Regions from separate parts of the Homo sapiens genome. Here region 2 is linked to region 1. Evidence: read pairs that join two places in POLR2A ChIA-PET (ENCODE). Cell type or tissue: A673. All regions are shown on one strand. Each heading gives the region's core, and the rest is flanking DNA. Links, peaks and the distances in the headings are about the cores only. Region 1 overlaps BZW2 (basic leucine zipper and W2 domains 2). Region 2 overlaps CRPPA (CDP-L-ribitol pyrophosphorylase A).

Evidence for each region. Peaks named below come from ENCODE experiments on the same cell type or tissue, not always from the same donor. Only the 100,000 strongest peaks of a DNase experiment are listed, where the experiment ranks them.
Region 2: POLR2A ChIA-PET joins it to region 1 with 5 read pairs; 2 of 35 experiments call an interaction of 5 or more read pairs at or near these places.

Annotation. Positions count from the first base shown.
Region 1 is chr7:16,681,923-16,687,311 of GRCh38, reverse strand. It overlaps BZW2 (basic leucine zipper and W2 domains 2), which reads right to left. Exons shown (of 12, transcript NM_014038.3): 5 at 4,467-4,532; 6 at 1,272-1,407. Among named protein-coding and RNA genes, the nearest start is that of BZW2, 38 kb to the right of the region's middle. In A673, for the core only: no CTCF peak of the experiment used is centred there; a DNase peak (open chromatin) is centred at 2,231; H3K4me3 peaks cover 524 bases; H3K27ac peaks cover 1,607 bases.
Region 2 is chr7:16,141,923-16,147,311 of GRCh38, reverse strand. The region is part of intron 9 of CRPPA (CDP-L-ribitol pyrophosphorylase A); the gene reads left to right. Among named protein-coding and RNA genes, the nearest start is that of CRPPA-AS1, 66 kb to the left of the region's middle. In A673, for the core only: no CTCF peak of the experiment used is centred there; no DNase peak of the experiment used is centred there.

The sequences.
Region 1 (5,389 bases), core at 62-5,061:
TCTCCTCACCACCCCCCAAACATTTTACTACAATAATTTCCAGACATACAGAAAAGTTGAACAAATTGAACAATGAACATTCACATGCCCACCATCTAGTTTCTATAACTAATATTTTGCCGTATTTGCTTTATCAGATATCTATCCACCTAATAACGTAATTTTTGGATATATTACAAAGGAAGTTACAGACATCACTTAGGTTTTTAAAAAAACTAGAAAGGCAATTATTTTCTGTTATGTTGGCTAGGATAATTTAAAATAATTAATGATTAACATTTATATTCTATGTTGACTTTCTGTGTGCAAAATGGCTAATAGCAAAAATAAGATGTGTGTTGTATTGTGAATTTTCTTCAGGGAAATACTTTAAAATGTCATAATACTAATAACATCTAACAATTACAGAGTCTGAATTGTCATAAATCTGAGTGATTTTAAGCTAAAAACTAGGAAGAGTCTCTGAATAAGACCAATTGACTCTCAATTTACTATTCTTTCCTTAGCTACAAGAAAACTATGACTCCTTTCTTTCACTATAGGCATGAATGAAGCTAGGACTTCATATATGTAGGAGGAAAACTTTAAGTTCTCAGAAGAAACAGATGTTCTCACAAAAGCTCTTTTAATTTATTTTTAAGGAAAAATAACTGTTTTGTGTTGCATTGTAATTTGACTATCATTATCCTCCTACAAGTAAACAGCCGACTTTTATTTTATTCTATAACCAAACCATGGTATGCATGCCTATCCAACCCTTAATGCCTTAAAATTAAAACAAGACTCCTTCTAATGCAGCAGACTTAAAATTGTTTTCTAAAACTGAGACAATGAGTATCTTAAAAAGTGCAATCAAAATGAATATCTGAGCATCAGTTTCTCTAGACCTTGAGAGGGGAACAGTTTTTGTTCTTATAATAGGGGTGAAAGTTAAAGGCTGCCATTTTGTGTCGAAGGGCAAAAAGATTACCAGATCGATTTCGGGGTATTTGACCTAGGCATCAAGTCTTCCATGAGATTTTAATTTGCTATTAGTCTTTCTTAATATGTCTTTGTACAGGTGTGCATATTTTTTCCTTCAAACTTCCTACAATTAACAAGTCCACTCCTTTTATTATTTGAAAGGCAATATACACCCATACAAAGATATTCTCTTAAATGAAGAATGAGTAATAGAGGACACCAAAAAGAGCCACTGGCATTTTTCTAACTATCTGTGACTTTATTTTTCTTTTGTTGTCTGACAGGCGAGAAAACAGGAGCCTCGTTACCTTCTTTGACTAAGCTGTCGGTGAAGAGACTGGTGAGGATGGTGGCGGGCAGGGTGCCATTGCCCAGCAGAATCCCCGACAGCATCGCCAACTTTGTCTGCTCTGTTTCGGAAAAGGCTTTAAGGAAGAGGAGAAGCTGTGGGTCAAAAAAAAAAAAAAAAAAAGAAAAAGAAAAAGAAAAAAAAAGGAACCATGTCTATGAAGCAAAGGACTGAAGTGGGAAGATAAACTGTGAACATCCATGGCTACGTGGCACACAAACAGAAGGTCATATGCAAAGCATAGTAATTCATTTCATGATAAACTGGATGCTGTGGAAAGTGACTTGAGCAGGCAGAGTTCCTTTCTTCTCAGTTAATTTACTCACAGCTGTAGATAACATTCATGGAAAGGAAAAGAGATATTTGGATGATATGTAAACAGATGGATTTATGTTTGACTATGTGCATGCAAGAGAGTTAAGTATACATGATGGACATGTTTTCTGAAATGTATTGTTTTTCAAGTTTTTCCACTTCCTTGGGCGACTACCTCTTCCCCTGCTACATGTACCCATTTTCTCTGAATAGAATTTGTACGGCAAAAACATAGAAACAAAAAAAAGCCCCACACAAACAAAAAAAAAAAACAGGAAAGAGTCGAAGTTAAGCTTTTGACATTTAATATATACTTTTCTGAGCTCACGGAATACAACAGTCTTCAAAACAAGACTGTTGAGGGAGAAAGGGGTTTTCTAGGTTCTTGATGTTTTTTTGGTAAACTTTTAGATTCTCTTGCCCCAGAGGCAGGGAACTAAAAAAGTAGCAACCCTAGAAAATTTGAATGTAAGCTCAAAGCAAATAAAACGAAAAACCCACTTCCTGTATTAAATTCTAAGAGTAGTCAGCCCTGTGGGATGCCCTTCTCTCTCCTGACTCTCCTCTGCTTTGTGCTTTGACTACATTCTACTGTTACTTTCTCCATTTCAGCAGTTATTAGGCTTGCCATGGAAATTCCTCAGGGGCCACTATCACCACAGGGGCCTTGCTGATTTTCCATTATTTTGCGCCAATGCAAAATTCACTGGCATTGATAGAGACTTAAGTGTCTCCACCCTGATGACATGATTATTCCACTAACTGTGTAGGGGATAAGAAAATATTAACTTACTATTCCCCAAGAATTGAAGGATTATTATATTATAGACTATTTACATTATGTGAAAGTGGCAGAACTGGAAACAAACCAGTCCATTTGCCTCTCAATTTATACCTATTAAATTCTCAACAAATTAAAAAGAAGTTAACATCTAAGTAAGTGCCAGGGAGTGAGGGAATGAGGGATTGAAAGGCTTAAGTTCCAAGGAGCATCAGAAATGGGGAAGAATGAAAGAACTAACATAAATATAGACAGTTCATGTCAATTTGTCCTTTTCCTCCATTATAAAAATAAATAACATTTAAACGAGAATAATAAAAATTAGCCTCTAAAATAAAATTTTAACACCACTTCTTTAAGCTCACACATATAACCATATTCATTTAAAATATACTTAATCACATAGAAATGGTACAAAAATTAGATCATCATAAAAATAATAACCACATTGCTCAATTATATTAATCAACATTAAAACATAATTACATGTATACACACATATTGTTTTTTACTGCATTATATGCTAATGATAGCTAAAACTTGTTGAGTGGACCAGACACTCTTCTGATCCCTTTATGTGTATTAATACCTACAACAGTCTCCATCTCCAATTACAGAAAAGAACACTAAGGTACAAAGATATTAAGTAATTTGCCCCAGGTCAAACTACTACCAAATGGTTGCTTTGCACCTCGCATTTCCACTTAATTTGTCATGGGCATTTTCCCTTATTAATACATGTAGTTATGCCTACAAGTATAAAAGACTGCATAGTATTCCACTGTATAGATAGATTGTAATTTAATTAAACAGTCTTCATCTCCCACCAATGAACATTTAGGCTATTTTTCAATACTGTGGTGACATCTTCATACATATAGCTTTATATATCCATGCTAATGGATTCTTATAAATTCATGACGGCTGGGTCATGGGTCATGTAAGAAACATTTCTTTTAATGACTATTGCCAAATTGCTCTTCAATATTATACACAGAACCACTTTGAACTGGGTGGGGTGGGGTGCAGTTAGGTGGGGAGGAGCGGGGAGAGTAAGTAAGTAGGGAAGAAGTAAGTATATGTTATGGTTACTTTTTTCACTTGGTTTTTTACTTTAGATAGTTATCTAAAATTGGAAGCAATGACAAAGTAACAAACAAATCTGAAACAAGTAAAGGTAGTGGGTGCCATATATAAATACAGGAGTTACAAATTGGAAGAGGGAACATGCAATTACTCAAAAGAGGACATCTTTAAGGAGATGCTACTGTGGATTTCACTGATGAGAAAGAGTATTGAGAATTACACCTATATACTCTATCTCCAAAGAGGTGCTTTTATTCCCTTTGCTAAACTGCATACAATTAAAGAATTTTGCTGAACATTAGCTGCTGTGCTACATTCTTCCATAGGCTTTAACTACTTAAATCACTTTATCTAGTTTTCATTTTAATCTCTGCAAGGTCAGAGGTTATAGCCCGTAAAACTATTCTTACTGAACAAAGCACACTGTCTTACATTAAATATTAATGGAAAAAGTCCAGAATAATCACATATTTCTTCCTATAGCTATTAGCTAATGATCTTTCATACTTATTTACCAAACATGTATTAAAAACTCACTATGTGTTTCACATACATGTTATTACATATATGGCACTTCTGCAATATCATTGTACATGTAAAATTTTATTTTATTTTATTTTTTGAGATGGAGTCTTGCTCTGTTGCCCAGGCTGGAGTGCAGTGGAGTGATCTCGGCTTACTGAAGCCTCTGCTGCCCAGGTTCAAGCAATTCTCCTGCCTCAGCCTCCCAGTTAGCTGGGATTACAGGTGCATGCCACCATGCCCGGGTAATTTTTGTGTTTTTAGTAGAGACAGGGTTTCAGCATCTTGGCCAGGCTGGTCTTAAACTCCTGACCTTGTGACCCACCCGTCTCGGCCTCCCAAAGTGCTGGGATTACAGGCGTGAGCCACCGTGTCCGGCCACTTATAAAATTTTTATCCACCCCCATGTCATTACTATAAAACAGATAGGCATTATATTTGAATTTTTACCTTTTTCATTTCATCTTCAAATGCCTTCTCCAAATACTTATATCTCCTGATGAGTTTATTGAAGACCTAAAAAAAAAACAACCATTAAATATTAGGTCAACCAAAAAGACACAGAAGTAGGTAATAGAAACTCACTATAATGACACCATAGATCTATAATAATAAAAGTGTATAGTTAAACAGGCTCACACTGTAATATAAGAACTATAAGCATTTCAAAGATGCTATCATGACCTAGGGGAACAAATATGATCAAAATGTACACGTAAGATAAAACAAATTCATTCAAGAATATAGCAGGTAGAAAAAAAAATTCGACGAAAATAAAATAAATGTGATTTTTAAACTGTGAGATGCAGAGACTAAAAATCACGGAAATGAAGGTGTTAAAGATATAACCACTTAGACAACGATGTGATGGGGAGGAGAGCAAAGTGCAGGACAGATTCTACTCTAGGTGGACAACAAACATGTTTCTAGCAGATGAGCAAAACGTGTTATAATTTACTGGCAATAAAGGATGACTGGCCCCTACAGTCCTGTTAGAACTCTGAAGCAAAGTTTGCAACTGTATTAGTAAGATTCTAGACAGTTTTCTAAGTGGAATGATGTTTTTATGTAAATGAGGATTTTGTAAATATTGGTTATTTTAATAACTGTGGAAATGATTTCTTAATCTAGTTCCTTTTTCTCCTACACACAGGCTATATTCCTACTTACAACTCTTGGTGTATTCGTTTCCTAATGTAATCAAGATGGAGTCCAAGAGTAAAAAATATGGTTGCCCTTTATGGAGAAAGAATGACTCAGGCAGGGAATTAACACACAATAAGAAAAAGAAATAAATTGCATTAAAATCCCATAAATTTTATTTCCAACTTACACTAATACTTACATATTCCTTAACATGTATACAAGAAAAA
Region 2 (5,389 bases), core at 88-5,087, 540 kb after region 1:
TCCTTGAAGCCAGGGATTTTGCATCTTTGAAAGGTAAGGTGAGGGTATTAGTCCATCCTCATGTTGCTAATAAAGATATACCCAAGACTGAGTAATTTATAAAGGAAAGAGGTTTAATGGACTCACAGCTCTGCAGGGCTGGGGAGGCCTCACAATCATAGTGGAAGGCAAAGGAAGAGCAAAGGCACAACTTACATGGCAGCAGGCAGGCAAGAGAGCTTGTGCAGAGGAACTCCCATTTTCAAAACTACCAGATCTTTTCACTTTCACCCTGAAAATGAGTTCCTAAATGAGTTTCTTGCAGGCAGCGTAGAATTGGATCTTATTTTTAAAATCTGTGTAGCCCCTATGTCTTTTGATTAGATAATTTAATCTCTTTACACTTAAAGTTGTTACAGACTGGTAGGAACTTACTACTGCAATTTGTCTATTGTTTTCTGACTTGATTTGTAATTCCTTTGTTCCTCTCTCCCTGACTTGTCTTCCTTTGTGATCTGATGAGTTTTTATAGTGGTATGCTTGCCTTCCTTTTTCTTTATCTTTTGTGTGTCTATTATACATTTTATCTTTGTGATTACCATGAGGCTTACATAAAACATCTTATAGGTATAACAGTCTCTTTTAAGATAACATTTCGCTTTGGATTAATACAAAATTCTACACTTTTATACATCTTCTCATGCATTTTAGGTTATTGATGTTACAGTTTATATCTTTTATATATTGTATCCATTAACAAATTATTATAGCTATAGTTAATTTTAATATTTTTGTTTTTAACTGTATACTGTAGTTGAAAGTGATTTGTGTTATCACCATTACAATATTAATATTCTGAGTTTGATTATATACTTATCTTTACCAGTGAGTTTTATACTTTCATTTGTTTTTATCTTGCTAACTAGTGTCTTTTGTTTCAAGTTGGAGAACTCCCTTTAGCATTTCTTGTCAGGCAGGTCTAGTAGTGATGAACTTCCTCAGTTTTTATTTGTCTGGAAAGAACAAATAAAGAGATAAAGAGATAAAGGAAAGTCTTTATCTCTCCACTCTCGAATGACAGCTTTGCTGCATATAATATTTTTGGTTGGTAGGTTTTTTTTTTTTGGTTTGTTGGAGGTTTAAAAATTTATTTTCTCAGTACTTTGATTACATTTTCCCGTTTTCTCTTGGCTTGAAAGGTTTCTGCTGAGAAATCCAGTCATAGTCATATGGATGTTTGTATTTAACTACTCACTTTTCTCTTGCTGCTTTCAAAATTCTCTCATTGTCTTTGACTTCTCACAATTTGATGGTAATGTGACTGGGTGAAGACCTCTTAATTCCACTTACTTGAGGTTCTTTTTACATTGAAGAGCTGGATGTTCAATTCCCTTCCGAGACATTGGGAGTTTTCTGTCATTATTTCTTTGAAAAAGCTAATTACCATTTCTCATTCTCTGCTTCTTTTGGTGCTCCCTTAATGAATATGCTGCTTAATTTGATGATGTTTCATTAATCAAATTGGAAAAGAAAAAATCTTTTTCTTTTCTTTTTTTCCTGTGAGTAATTTTAAATGACTTGTCTTTGAGCTCACTGATTATTTCTTCTGCTGGAGTCTGCTGTTAAAGATCTCTGTTTGTTTATTTCAGGGATTATATTCTTCAGCTACAAGGTTTCTGTTTTTTTTTTTATGATAGTTTTTATTTATAAGTTAAACTTCTAATTCTCCTCATATCTTGTTTTCCTAGTTTTATTAAGTTGTTTATCCACATTCTCTTGTAGCTTATTGAGCTTTTTAAAGATTTTGAATTCTTTGTCAAGTCATTCATGAATTTTCATTTTGTTATCATTGGTTACTGAGGGTTTATTAATTTCTTTCGATGGTGTCATATTTGCCTCATTCTTCATGTTTTGTATAACCTTGCACTGGTGTTTGTGCTTTCATTTTTTATAGACTGTTTTCAGCAGGTACAGGCCTTCTCTAACCTGGTAGGACTGTTTCTGGAATTGTACTTGGGTGAGATGGAGTGGGGTCCTATGGTTGTGCCAGGTTCCTCACTCATATCTGCATTTGGCAGGCCTATTACTAGGGGCACAGATTAGTGTAGCTTCCTTCAGGTTTGTGAGCATGCTTCTGCCTGGGCATGTCCCTAAATAGGTAGAACTGCTTCCAGACTATGGTAGAACAGGGATGGAGCCTAGGTCACTATGCTGCTTCAGGGACAGCAGTCAGGTCTGAGGTTGGCAGGCCAATTCCTGGGGCACTTATGGTTTTGACTCCTGCTGGATAACTGGGTGGGTAGAACAGCCTCCTGGCCAAGATAAGCCTGGAGGCTTGTTCTACTTCAGAGGTTAAAGTTGGATCTGAGATTGGCACATCTGTTACCTGGAATGCCTATAGGTATCACTGCCGAGTCTGTCCCACAGAGTCTGGCCGAGCAACAGATGAAAGAAGTACACTGACACAGGTATTTTACCTGACAGCGCAGCTAGAGGACCACACTGCTTAGCTCTGCACTGTTGACGGGAGAGTCCAGCAGCCGCTGAGAGAGTGCAGCTGCTGAGAATGCAGCCCCCATCAGCCAGCCCCGCTCGCATTTATTTAGTACAGATTTAATGACAAAGGCTTGGAGCAAACACAATTTGTGGGGAATAAATATCATTGACTCCCCCCACCCAGTAGAGAGCAGTCCTGCATGTGAATGATCAAAGGTCGGTTTTAGGACAACTTGAGTAAACAAGCTATTTAGATAAACTCCTCTACATTCCATTGTACCTACGCCCTAAGCCCCAGGGTAAGAACAGCTGCCTTCAGCTCATCCTTCCCTGAAGCTTTGCAAAACCTTCTGGCCTTCCAAGAAGGCTTGCATCTTTCCCTAAAACTTTTTCTTACAACTTTTCCCACCACCCTGACTGAACTCCTGCATATGACTTCTCCCAGCTCCCTTGGGCATGTCTCTAGACAGGTAGGACTGCCTTGGACTGAAGTAGAATGGAGCTGGAAGTCAGGTCACAGTACTGCTTCAGGAACTTCAGTTGGGCCTAAGGTTTGCAGGCCCTGTTACTGCAGGCATGAATGGGCATGGCGCATCCCTGGATTTTTGGTGAAAGGGGCTCTTGGCAGGACTGGGGAGGAGTGGGGCTGGAGCCTGCTCCATACAGGAACAACATTGTTTCTATTCTGAAGCTGGTATCAAGGTCTGTGGGCTTGTCATCAATGTATAAGCCTGTCTTCTTAAAGCAGTCCTCCTGGGTCTTTGGCTCCACTAGAATTTCCTTCCCTCTACCTGAATTCCAAAGCTTTACATAGGCACTTTGGTCTGTAGATACCTGTCAAATATTTGTTTCTGTAGACGAATTCAGCGTGAGGACCTCCTGTTCCCCCATCTTGTTAATATACCCCTTCAAATGTTCTGGATTCTAATTCCGTTTTTTTGACATTACCCACCTTTCTTTTATTTTGTTGTTGTTTTTGTTGTGACCAATGTAGTTGAGGTGTTGGTTACCACTTGGCAGGACAACTGCCATACTTTTCCAGATGGTACCCCTCTAGAAGTGTCTTTTCTGAAAATTGCCCTGCATTTTACAGTTTAAACATCTAACCGTATCTTCTTATTCCATTGCTCTTTCCATTGCTAATGTGTTGTGCTACCATTGAGAGAGAGTGATACTTGGTACACTAGTGCTTTATACATAACTACAGAAACCAATATCTCCATCATTCCCCTGTCAGAGAGCAATAGACTTTATTAATATTTCTTCAGTCAGAATTAGGTATCCAGCATTTTAGGATTCCTTTGAGGAATGAGTAGCAGTTGTACAGGCAGTGACCTTGTTGGTACCTCATTCCAGGTGATCATAAACTGGTCTCTATGGATACTTATTATCCTACTTACCCTTGGCTTAAATACATCTCTTCATAGATTTCACTGCCTCCCTTTCTTTGCCCTGTATTTCCACTGACTTTAATATTGACATTGTTGTGCCAAAGGTAAGTTTTTTATTCCTTGAGTGTCTTGTGATAAACCTTTCCTGAATGGTGGAAATGTTCACCTTGTAAATCTCCAGAAACATATGGTCTCATCTCTTGTACTCTCAACTGCTTCACTCCCAGAGAGGAAAATTGTCTGCAGGTGAGGTTTTCTGTTTTTGTTTTATTTCTAAGATGTGATAATAATGGTGATGGTGGTAATGATTGTGATGCAGACTTTGGGTACTGCCTACTCTGTGCCAGGAACTGTTCTCAGTACCTTGTTTGCAATAACTCAGCCAAATACAAGACGATAAAATATATTTTTCTTTTTCCAACATTGTCAACTGTGAGCTTTGAATACAGTATAAAACTGCCAACCCTACCTAGTTACAAGTCTTTACTATAATTATTTTGTTCTTGATTTATTTCTGGCATTTATTATTCACCTTTAAATCATCTTGGTGAATTGTTATTACAAACTTTATTTGGACATGAAGAAAGTAAGTTATAGGTGAACTAGCATTGAGATTCATTACTCTTTGTGCCATTTATTTTATAACGCATTAGTGTTCTAAAAATGCAAAATTGATTAATACCTCATTAGAATTTAACACAGGACAGAATTTTAAATTATATATTATTCTCATGGGGAGAATTATTACAGATCTATACTACAGTTTAGGTGTTGCATTTTCAATAGGCTATGAAAGTGTCCAAATGAATTTAAAATAATAGTGTGTAAATACAAACCTAGGAAAACCCTTATCACAGATTTTACTTAAAGAAGTGGGAACTACTTTGGAAGATCTATTTGACCAAGAATAACTCAACATCTAAAAGTTTTATCAGCATTTATATTCAAATTACCAAGCAACTCAAATTGTAAATAAAGTTTTTCTCTTCCTGCACAATCTCTTTAATACAATAATGTAGAACTTTATTCTTGAAAGAGGAAACTGTTTCACATTAAGTGTGGTCCATTATTTAAATTAATGTACAAGTTAGGTGGGCAGAGAGAGGGAAGCAGAAAAAAATGATTGAGTACTAGGCTTAGTACCTAGGGGATGAAATAACGTACAACAAACCTCTGTGACACAAGTTTACCTATGTAACAAACCTGCACATGTAGCCCTGAACCTAAAATTAAAACTAAAGAAAAGAAGAAAATTATTTTGCTTTAGTTCAAATGTAGAAGCCAGTCCGTATCTGTGGCAGAGCTCTTAGATGCCCCTTTATATCCGTTCTTGTTTATGTCTCTTAGGTAACAGAACTTGTGGAGCTAGCTATGCCATTTGATTTAAATTCTGTTCACGTGTACATATAATGTGTATAATTTCTTGGTGGTTTTCTTAAAGAGAAAGGTGATTCTCCTTCCCCTTCCCCTATTTCCTCTCTCTCACAGGCTGAAATTCAGCCATGAGGGTGGGCCATCTATGA